2 separate regions of the Homo sapiens genome follow, and region 1 is linked to region 2. Evidence: chromatin contacts called from ENCODE Hi-C data. All regions are on one chromosome and are shown on one strand. The core of a region is the stretch at or near the end of the contact, and the rest is flanking DNA. Distances in the headings are between cores, read along the strand shown. Region 1 holds the start of LINC01489 (long intergenic non-protein coding RNA 1489). Region 2 overlaps GUCY2C (guanylate cyclase 2C).

The links. A loop is a pair of places that touch in the nucleus more often than their neighbours do. Pooled maps may share reads with other maps.
Region 1: a loop to region 2 is called in a map with no recorded cell type, with 2.4 times the contacts of the local background. The contact joins the promoter of LINC01489 here to the enhancer-like site in region 2. A Hi-C loop is called at or near these places in 3 of 168 maps with a recorded cell type or tissue (GM12878, Right ventricle myocardium inferior and heart right ventricle), 6 of 37 single-sample maps with no recorded cell type and 9 of 50 pooled maps.

The regions. Positions count from the first base shown.
Region 1 is chr12:15,000,498-15,006,175 of GRCh38, forward strand. LINC01489 (long intergenic non-protein coding RNA 1489) reads left to right here and starts at 1,336. Exons shown (of 4, transcript NR_120466.1): 1 at 1,336-1,409; 2 at 2,438-2,538; 3 at 4,603-4,709.
Region 2 is chr12:14,612,492-14,617,837 of GRCh38, forward strand. GUCY2C (guanylate cyclase 2C) reads right to left here. Exons shown (of 27, transcript NM_004963.4): 25 at 4,142-4,236; 26 at 2,376-2,452; 27 at 141-800. The coding sequence ends at 626. PLBD1-AS1 (PLBD1 antisense RNA 1) reads left to right here. Exons shown (of 6, transcript NR_120465.1): 3 at 388-435; 4 at 2,031-2,079. Among named protein-coding and RNA genes, the nearest start is that of PLBD1, 47 kb to the left of the region's middle. RefSeq lists enhancers at 1,398-1,447, 1,458-1,557, 1,578-1,827 and a silencer at 2,360-2,409. Within about 2 kb of position 2,465, at least 7 of the 41 ENCODE cell types and tissues checked have a DNase peak (open chromatin) inside an H3K27ac peak, as active enhancers do; they include GM12878 and heart right ventricle, where a contact is called at or near this core.

The DNA.
Region 1 (5,678 bases), core at 86-2,585, 390 kb after region 2:
ATGACGGGTTAATAACTCCTGTCATGATCCCCCTAGGCATCCCCCATATCCCTTCAACTTAGCCTCTTCTCACAATTAGAAGTTAATGGGCTAATGCCTAACACTGCATCGGACTTCTAGGACCTCACCTATTTATTGCCCATGCCTTATTGATTATTAAACATATTTAATATCTCTTCTGAGCTATTCACTAAGTACAGAGTTTGCAAAACTCAAATGCCTCCAAAGGCAAGTAGGTGATGGAACTGAGTGAAGCCAGCTATGTGAAACCAGAGATTGTGCCACACTTGGGAAAGCATGCGTCACTTTAGAGGTCATTTACATACAGTGGCCAGTATTATTAGATTTTCAGAAAAGGAGTGAAAAATGTTTTAATGTTAGGTATAAGAAGGAACATACTGAGAAGTGTGGTTTTAAAAAATCCCCATCCCCAAATAATTAAAGCTTCTATCCACAGCATGATCATCATTTCAGTATACATAATCTGCAGCTGCTGCATGGCATTTAAATGAAGGATTAGTAAATGCATGCTACAGCCTCAGTTATTTTTCTAACATAGGTCACCACAAGAAATATGTACACAACAGGTTTGATTTATATCCTCAATATTTCAGTAGTTATGGTGCCTTGAAGAAGCAAAACAAATTGGAGTCAAGACATTTGTAATATTTATTTTGCCTAAAGTAAAAAATATGACAGAATTAGAATAACCATCATTTGAAATTATTTCATTCAGGCAACCAACTATACGCTAAGATACAAGTAGGTGATTTTCCCCTGAAGTTTGAAAAGAAGGACCAGTCTCTGAAACATGTCCTCTGGTTTTCTACTTCTCCCAAATATCTTCTCTTGCAAAGTTCATCATTAAAGCTCTTTGAGGATTATTTCAGACCCCTACATGCTATGTCTGGGACACAAGAACAGTCTTAAAGAGAATGTCCTGAAGCTCATCCACCTCAGTGTGCAGGGCTGGAGCTCATGTATATGTACTTTGGCTCTCACCAGAAGTGGTGAATCTTAGGGTTCTGGGTCTTATTGTTTTAAGAGATATGATGTGAGCCAGGCTGCTTAGTATGAACCACCGACAGATGAAATGATGGCTTATGAAAGAAAGTTAATGTAAAATATTAGCCCATGTGAGCTAGCATAATCAGTTGTTTTTATTAAAATGTTATGTGTTTGTTGCATTAGGAAAAGGAAGTGGATTGGATACCCCTTTGTTCCCACATATCTTCAGTCTTTTTACACTTAGCACTACCGGCTATTTTTAGCATGCTTGTTGTCTGCCTATCCTGTTACAACATCACCTCCACAAGGACAGGGAATTTGCCTGTGTTGTTCACTGTTATACCCACTCCACTTCCTAGGAAATGCCTAGAAATAGAAGGAACTCAGTAAATACTTCCTGGGTGAGTAAATACATGAGAAAATTATTTGTGTGCATGGATAGTTGCAAAGATCACTATGGCATAAGCAGAGGCTTCCCCACTCGGGTTACAGCAGTGCGGTTCTTTGTTTGCAAACTGCAGTTACCAGCTGAAGCATCTGCTGTGATTTTTTTTTTTAATCTACTTCAGTTTACTTGAAGGGTTTCCTAAGAAGACAGTGTGCTGGTTTATGAAGCTATTGTCTCTCTACTTCAAACCCACCTTTCCTTACTCAGCTTTATGGCACTGGGGCTGGGATGATAGGAAATAGAGTTTTGGCTGCCTGTGAGGCTTCTCTGAGAGGGAGGCACTGGATGCTTGCTGGAAGGCTAGAAAGGGAGGGAGGGAAGGAGAAGTCCCTGTTCCTGGCAGCGGCATCCGCCAGCAACAACCGCCCTCTCTTGGCAGCAGCAATTGGTCTGGTTCTAGTCTCCACCTTCTTTCTACACTTTTTCTGCAAAGTTACCCATAGCAGCCAGGCAGTGCCCTCTCCTCAGAGATCTGGTCCGAGTCTGACAATGGCTCTGCCGGGCATCTTCTCTGATTAGGGCAGCTTTCAGACAGCTGATTGCTCATTAGGAACACCTGGGACGGAACCGCAATTTCTTCCCTTTATTCTACCTTCTCTATTTAGCTTAGCCAATTCCTTATAACTGATTATAATTAATTTATAATACATTCCATCTGTTATAATATGCTTTCTAGTTTCCTGACCCGGACTCTGATGGATCATGTTCTTTATCCTACAGCTATGTGTGTTTCTGCAAATTCTATATTTCAAAGCTCTTAACAATTCACAAACTTGCAGGACTTCTTTTAATTTAATTTAAAATGATAGTGGGGTTTCTTTTAATTTAAAAATGTTTTTCTGTTGGTGGGTATTTAAACACATAAAACAAATAGAGATTTACACAAAATACAAATGCTCCAGTCTTACTTATCAATTTTTAACACATTTCCATCGGATTAATGTTCTCTTACTTTCAAACTCCCTCTTTTTAAAAATGCAGAACAGAAACCCCAATCGTTCATGAATTCTCAGAGCATCCCTTTCTGTGATAATAGAGTGGAGAAAAACTTCCTGTGGGTCTGCAATCCTATCCCCGCACAGGTAAAATACTTCTTTGTTTTTTCATGTGGAATATTTTGAGCAGTTTTCAGGATGTTCCAATCTCGACAGCCCACTCGCTTGTCCCTGTGGCGTCTGAGGGGATGCTGACACATGGAGTTTGAGAACCACACTTTAAGAAGTTGTTCTTTCCTGTGGGGCAGAATTAGGGCAGCTTTCCGACAGCTGATTGTTCATTAAGAACACCTGGGGTGGGACCAGAAGGAGGACAGAAAGTGCCATCTGAGATTGCAGAAATTCTCTTTAATTTCACAATTATGCCCATAGCAGGCTTTCTGTGGCAGAGTTGTTGACCTAAGGTTCAGAAGACAATCTGACTTGGCTAATGACAGCATTTTCTCATGATCTGCAAAACATGAAGAAATGATGCAGTGGGAAGGTTGAAGCCATCGGTATAGTGAGTTGCTTGACCTGCAGAGAAGTCATAAGTTCATTTATCTTCCTCTCAGCAATGACTTAAACTCCTGTCTATTGAGTGCCTCCGAGGCGCAAGACAGGATGCTAGGCACTTGATTCTTCACACACTTGTGGAGTAGGTATTATAATAAGAGCACTGATCACCAGTCTTGAGCTCATAATTAAATGCCCCACAACTAGAATGTGGTCGAGCTAGTCCTTAGTTAAATCTAGGGGTAAAGTCTGGTTGTTTTGACTTTTTTACCCTCCTTCCACCATAAAGCATAACATATTCTCACATGGAAACCTGCAGGGCAATTCCCCTGCTTTACATTAATGAGGGACAAATACGATTTGTGTCTTTTACTGTGTCTAATCTCCCACGGTTCTCACAGCTTCTTTTAAATTTATATGACTTTTCCATTTTCATAAAAAGATAGGATGCCGTTTCTTATCTTTTTGGATCAATGTTATGGTATCAGTATTGATTCTTAAAGAAGTCCTTTAGAGGTTCAGCTCTGAAGCTATTGATCATTCAAAAGTTCCTCCTTTATTTAATTTTCATGTCACTTCAGTCTTTGAAACTTTAGGTTTCACATTTCCTCTGTATGTAGCTTTCCAGTGGAAGACAGGGCTTTCTTTACTGTATTTCTAAAATTATGTAATTTGGGGGTACTTTATTTGGCAAACATGGATAGAATATTTATATGTTTGTGAACAATGTGCAATTCTTATCACAGTGTTACCTAAAATAGCTAACATAAAGAGTCTAATTTATAAATAAGAGAAATTGAAGCTTAGGGAGTTAACTGTTCAATGTAATTAAGTAGACTAACGGGTAGTAGAGCCGTGCCTCCAATCAAAGTCTATTCAAGGCCCAAAGCCTGTCCCCTAAACACTAACATCTGTCTGCCCCTCACATCCACTGTTTTCTCACCATCACTCAAAACTTGTCTCAGAGTGATGGCTTGCAGAGCACATGCCTGGTGCCCTGGTGTCCCCTGTTTGTTCACTCCAGGGCCGGTGGTACCATCTTGATGACCTCACATATCTGATCTAACTCTTTTGTAAGTGCTTATTTCTGTCACTCCAACTAGACAGGGGCTTTTCACTGTTTCATTCCAGCACTTGGCACAGTGAGTAGCACGTTGGTGTTTAACAAATATTTGTTAAGGAAATGGATGCATGATTCTGGGCTTGCCAAACATATGCTCAACTTTGCCTTCTGTGCCTACAACTACCTGGAGGAATTTCTGTCTGCTTCAACTACCAACAAATCTCTCTAAACAAGCAAATGGTGGTTGTCAAGTTGGTAATGGATATTTGTTGTTGATTAAGGTGATAAACTGAGGTAGAGAAATAACTTCTCTGATGATGTATAGGAGCAAAGAGAAATGCTCTTGAGTGGATACTTTTATAATTTTACATTTTACTGGGATTTTATTGGCTGTCTTATTTTGTTGCAAATGGCATAAACCCAACTCACACTAGCTTAGCAAAATGTATAGTTGTAACTTTGCAAGATGGAATATAGAGCCGGCTTCAGATCCTAATGTATCCCAGAGCCAAACAACCTTGTTTTGGTCTCTCTTTGTGTGTCCCTCCTTCTCTCTTTATTTACATGTGTTTCATACTGGGTTCATTTTGCAGAAAGGCTGTCACCATTTGACCAAAAGGGAGGACCAGGACAGAAGGACCATAAGTCAATGGTTTTCTTTAGTGTGCTGCCAGCAGAATCAGAATCACCTGGAAGCTGGGTGAGAATGCAAATTCTTGAGCCCTATCCAAGACCTACTGAATCAGAAACTCTGACACTAGGAACTAGGACTCTGTGTTTTCATAAGCCTTCCAGGTGGTTGTTGTGTACACTACAATTTGAGACCTGCTTGACTAAGGGTAGGAATTGAGTCCTCAAATAAATGGGCTTCATCAAGTGGCTTTCATGTACAGAAGTAGAAGAACATGGGAGACATTAATAGCTCAAAATGAGGGATTATATGTGTTTGGAATTCCTCTGACATGCAAGGCACTCACTTGAGTGCCTAATTAATCTACCTTAATTATACTCTTATCCCTATTTTGAGAGATCTTCAAAAAGAAATGGATTTGGAGGAGGTTTAGTAATATATGATATTTATTAAATTTTACCTTTAAGACTGTCAGAGAGAAACTGGAGGATGCTGGGGTCTTTGTTCCATCAGAGAAAAGCATTTGGCTTCAAAATCTCACATTTCCACTACAACTTTGGGAACTCTGTAACTTCCCAGTTTTATTCTTTAGCACCAATCTTTTCTTCTACAGTGATTAATAGTAAAATTGTTGAATGAAAAATTGTTAGTTAGTGTGGGGAGATAGCATAAAGAGGAAAAGGCTGGGGAGAACTGCAATCCACTTTGAAGCCAGCCTTGAGAAATAGGAATCTCCACAGATGAAAAGGGAAGTCACGGCTCAGAGGAGGGGGCACACTGCCTGTGTTCCTTGTGCCTCCAGGAATAGAGGGGCCCCAGGGACTACAAAGAATCCCCAGGGACCTCAGTTTCTTCAGAAGTAGTAGCAAGTCACTTCAGAATGTTATGCATTATCTGTCTTTTCAGATTTTAATCATCTTTATGTTTGCTTGGTCCTCAGTTAAAAAAAAATATTTCCCACATAGGACTAATGGAATTGTCTTTCTGGGGTCATAGAGACAAGGTTGTCAGAATATCTCTTCAAGACAATAGTGTCAG
Region 2 (5,346 bases), core at 1,215-3,714:
AGGTTCTCACCCTTGAGCAACAATGCTAGCTTTGCCGTACTTCAGTGTGAGTGAATGTAGTCAGTTTTTCAGTAAGCACAAGATGATGTGACTGATGTATTCCAGGAAAATGGGCAAAATAGGTAGAAACGCATACACAGTTTTGGGAAACCTTTAGCTTTTATTCTTGCCTAATATATAGCATATTTTCTGCAAAAATTATGAGTTAAATATACTTTAATGAAGATGGGTATTTAAAATATAATTATGACAATTTAAAAAATCTTATGAATACAGAAGGAAAGCCAGTAAACAAAAACGATAAAAATAAACAAACAAAAAATAAATGAAATAAGAATAAAATCTTCTCAAGTTCTAGATAGTCTATTCATTTCTTTTCTTTTCCAGGTAGAAGCTCCCTGGAACAACTGCTGGAATAAGGTTCCAGAGTGGAAGGTAGTTATTTCACTGAGAACACACATCTGATTCATGCAAGAAAGTCCATGTTCCAGACAGGGCAGCCAAGCCTAAGTACATTTCTGCTTCATTGAGGTCTCAGGAAAATGTAAGCTTTCAGGACACTTGAGGTCGCTGCCTCAGTGCAGCTGTATTTTAATTTGTGTGAGTCCTTATACCTCATTTAGGTTTAAAAATAGGTGCTCTCCTTGTCTGTGGTATTCAGCTGCAAGTATTCCAGAGTGCCTTTTTTATAGCTGGCTACCCGTCTGGGTTTTTGGCTTCTTATCCCTGCTGCCTGTCTTTTCTGTAAAGAGTTGGCAATCATGTCTGAAAATTCTGCTTGCAAACGCTGTTGATTCTCCCTGGAAACAGAGTGGGAAGAGAAAATAGAACTTCTCAGCAATTCATACAGAATATTCCTTAGCTCCAGAATAATCAGTTCAGTTAGTCAGTTACTCTTTGAATGCCTATTCTGTGCTAGACACAGGAAATCCAAAGAATACAAAATGATCCCTGCCTTTGATGAGCTTAAAAAACTGTTATCTCTGCTAGGAAATTAGGCTTCAATTTCAAAGTGAAACAATATGCTGCTGGAATTTGGAGGCATGGTTGGGAGGATCTAGGTTTACATATGCCACTGCAGGAAGGGGAAAAGAAGCTGGGAGGATGCTAGGCCCCTGCCACACAACCCTGAAAACTCATTGGTCCCACACATACTTAACAGTGTGAGTCTTGTTTGGGGAAGGCTTAGAATGGTGGAGGGGACCACGAGTTTAGAATGGACCTGGAACACTCCAAGTAAGGAGCCAGGTTTCTCATGCCCCAGGGAAGATTTGGGTTGTTTTGGCTTTTCTAGAAGGTTGCCATCTCTCTGGGTCTGACATCTAGGCCTCTGCAAGACAGAGTTTCTCAACCATAGCAAAAGCCAAGGAAATGGCCATATGGCTGCAGTAACATGTATTGACAGGCAACTGGGTGACAGCTTGAGTCACCTTTAGGAGAAGTGAAACCTGTCAGTTAACCCTGAAACTTTGTCTTCCTCATCTCAGGGAGAACACAGACTTCATGTTAAGACCCAGAACCGCAGTCTTGGGGTTGGGGCAGGTCCTGTTTTCATCAGGCAACTCAACAGAAAGATGAAGACAGGAGTGGAATGCAGAGAGCCTCTTTGCCCCCAGTATGCTCCACTCTTGTCAGAACAAGACATGCATGAAGTGAACTCTAAAGTGTCTTCTGTTCTCCCGAGCAAGCCTGGAACACAACGCTAGCTTTGCCATGCTTTATTGCAGGGCAATATAGTCAGTTTTTCAGCAAGAACAAGATGATGACTGGTACAGTCTAAGAAAGTGGACAGAATAGGTAGAAGCTCATACCCAGACTCAGGAAACTTTTAACTCATTCTTGTCTAATATATAGTATATTTTCTGCATAAACTATAAGTTAAGTATACTTTAATGCAGATAAGGCATTTAAAACATAATTTTGACAGTTAAAAATATCATGAATACAGAGCCAGTAAATAAAATGAAATAAATGAAATAACAAAATCTCCTCAAGTTCTAAATAGTCTGTTCATTCTTCCTCTTTTCCAGGTGGAAGCTCCCTCTTGGGATAAAGGATCCACAGTGGAAAAAAAAAAAGGTAGTTTTATACTGAGCCCCCACATCTGATTCAGGGAAGCAAGTCTGTGTTCCAGACAGGGAAGCCAAGGCTAAATACTTTTCTGTTTCATTGAGGTCTCAGGAAAATGCAGGGTTTCAGGATAATCCCCTTCTTGCAGTCTAGGAAGGGAGGTTTCTAAACCTTCTCATGTATAGTCCCTTACTTCTTATGCAATATATGCCACTTGTAAGGCATTTGCCAATTTAAATTGGCTGTAACTAACAAAGCCAAGATCTCTAATTTCCTCCCTGTCCCTGCCACACCCAGAAGCTTACACAGTAGGAGGGGTTGGCAGGTTGAATTTCTGGTCCTTCATCCCAGTCAGCCAGTAGGTAGTCTCATTTCCTCTTCCCTGGTAAGACAAAAGAGTTACGTACCACGGAGTCCAAGGAGTCAGTTCAGTTGTAGACCACTGTTTCCATAATGATCTGTTTCTGTGACATGTTTCACTTCCGCATTTCTCATCAGTGCCAATATTTAAGCACATCACACATTCCTGTTATGATTTGCATTATCTCTAGACAGATTTTTATTTCCAAGTGCCTTTTTAAAAATAAGTTTCTCATTCAGCAGACATCCTTTTCTCAAAGTAGAGTTTTCTTTTTTTTCCCCAAAAGACATTTTAAAATATCACTCTAGCAACATCACAAGAACTCTAACTTAAAAAGGAAGAAAATTCATCTACAATTCTGCTACGTCAACAAATCCAACTGGTTGTCATTGTCCATATTTCCTTCTAGCCCTTTTTGCAATAAAGTTTTGCTACAAAACTTTTGCTACAGTTTCCCTATCTTATTACAAACACATGTACATCACAATTAAGAACTCATTAAGTGGCATTTCTGGGGCCCATCTGGAGGCTACGGAATGTATGGAAATTTACTGGAATACTGGAAACCCTGTTTTTGCTAAAGCTGGTATTTGAAAAAGAGATACAAAATACATATGGCCCAAACACAGCCAGTGAACCACTATTTTTAAAAAATGAGTTTAATAATATATATCTATAATATATATCAATAATTTAAAAATGAGTGATTGATATATATATATATATAATTGATATATATTGTTAAACTCATTTAAAAAAGTAGTGGTTCACTGGCTGTGTTTGGACCATAGCAATCCATAAACTGGTTCTATTTTGGGGTAAGTGTTCTTTGTAAAAAATGTACTTATGGAGGACTCAAAAAGCAAGTGTGATGTTAGGACACTTTTACGTAAAAGGAGACTTTTCCAAGGTGCAATCCAAATGTAAAGGCCAGAAGCATTATGGCTACCGGAGACAGGTAACTTACAGTTAATAGCTGGCTTTGCCAGTTGTGAAAAGATTCCAATAACTTTGGAAAAGCAGCCTGAGAAGCATTTGGAGACAACTGATGGCTATGGAGGGCAGCTGTTTTAAATGTGAGGAACTGCATGAAGAATCTGGAATAGCGATTCTCAAATATTAGTGTGGTCACAAACACATTATCTTGTTAAAAATATAGATTTCTGATCTACGCCCACAGAGAATCTTGCATAGTAGGCCTGGTAGAGTGTCCACACATCTGCATTTTAACAAGCTTCCAGATGAGGAAGAGGAGGAGAATGGGGCCACACCTTGTCATTCACTCCTTGTGATTCTAGAGCTTCCGAATAGTAAAGCAACTGGCAAGAGAGGTGACCTCAGATCATAGCAGCAGTGTGTAGTAAGAGTAGGGAAGTAAGTGGGGGGACAAGGGTTTTGATTCAAATTAAATAAGTCCTGGACCAGACTGTATGTAGCTCTTGTGTTTGGAGGAGGAACTGGATACAAAACCTGGATATGGCAGAGGAAATGCTGGCAGAGTTCAAAATCTCAAAAGGGCTCTTTGGAGTAAAGGCAAGTTTTGAGTTCACATTTTTTGGTGGTCATTTCTCTTGCAGAGGATGGAGGGTGCTCATCGTGATGAGTACAGAAGAGGATTAGCATGCTCAACTTTCCTGGCCAAGTCTCAAAGGAGGTGGCCCAAGCGTGTCTGAGAGCTTTTCCTATGCATTGTCTCTGTGGACTCCTTACCTTTAAGTATGTTTCTCCTCTCACTTCATAAAGGAACTGGCACTCAGTTCTCTTCAGGATGGCTATGGTGGAGCCACTCACGTGAATTCTCAAAGCTGGAAATGCAAATTGACAAATAAAAATCCCAGCTAGTACACAGCCTATTTGTTTCCCGTTGATTCAGGATATCAACAACACCTGAGACAAGAATCCTAAATCAAGAAGAAACAATTGTGGCTATTTTAATGAAAGAACACTTAAAAATAACATCAGAGAGATAAGAAATGGTATAGTTTGGATATTTGTCCCCACCCAAATCTCATGTTGAATTTTAATCCCCAGTGCTGGAGTCCTGGCCCCCGACCAGGTGTCTGGGTCACAGGGGTGGATCCCTCATGGCTTGGTGCTGTCTTTGCGATACTGAGTTGTCACAAGATCTGGTCATTTAAAAAGGTGTGGCACCTGCCCCTGCCACTCTCTTTCTTACTCCTGCTTTTGCTGTATGAAGTGCCTGCTCCTGCTTTGTCTTCTGCCATGAGTGAAAGCTTCCTGAGGCCTCCCCAGAAGCAGATGCAGGTGCTATTCTTCCCTTACAGCCTGCAGAACCATGAGCCAATTAAACCTCTTTTCTTATAAATAACCCAGTCTCAGGTTTTTCTTTATAGCAATGCAAGAATGCCCTCACACAAGAAATATAATCTCACGTGGGAAGAAAGAAGGCCTGGCATCAGTTTTCAGGGCCCTGCGTGATGTGATGGGGATCCCTAGGTTTTTCTCCATAGATTCTCATTCCAGCTCAGAGTAGTAGCCTGCGGGACCTAGTTTTAGATTTGGCTTGTAGTGCCAAGCTTGGGTGTTGGAGTTTGGTTTTGGGTCCCTGTGGAAAAGTTCCAATAAATAGCTAAAGCCTTGTGGGCAAGGTGAAGATTCGGGAGAGTTGAGGGGTCTTGATTTTCTCAAATTTCCTTCTTCTGGAACATTGTTATCCTTTGACAAAAGAAGTGGTGAGGGCACGCCCATTCACAAGTCCATTGATGTGTATCACCTTTCCCAATATAGGGGCCTAATAGCAATACCACAAACAATTACACAGTAAGAATAATGACAATCCCAAATTGTATACCTACCATGTACCATGATTGCTAAACGCTTAACATGACATCATCCCAAATTATTTCAGAAACCCTCTTGGCACGGTTGGTATTCCATTTTCAATTTGTATCTTT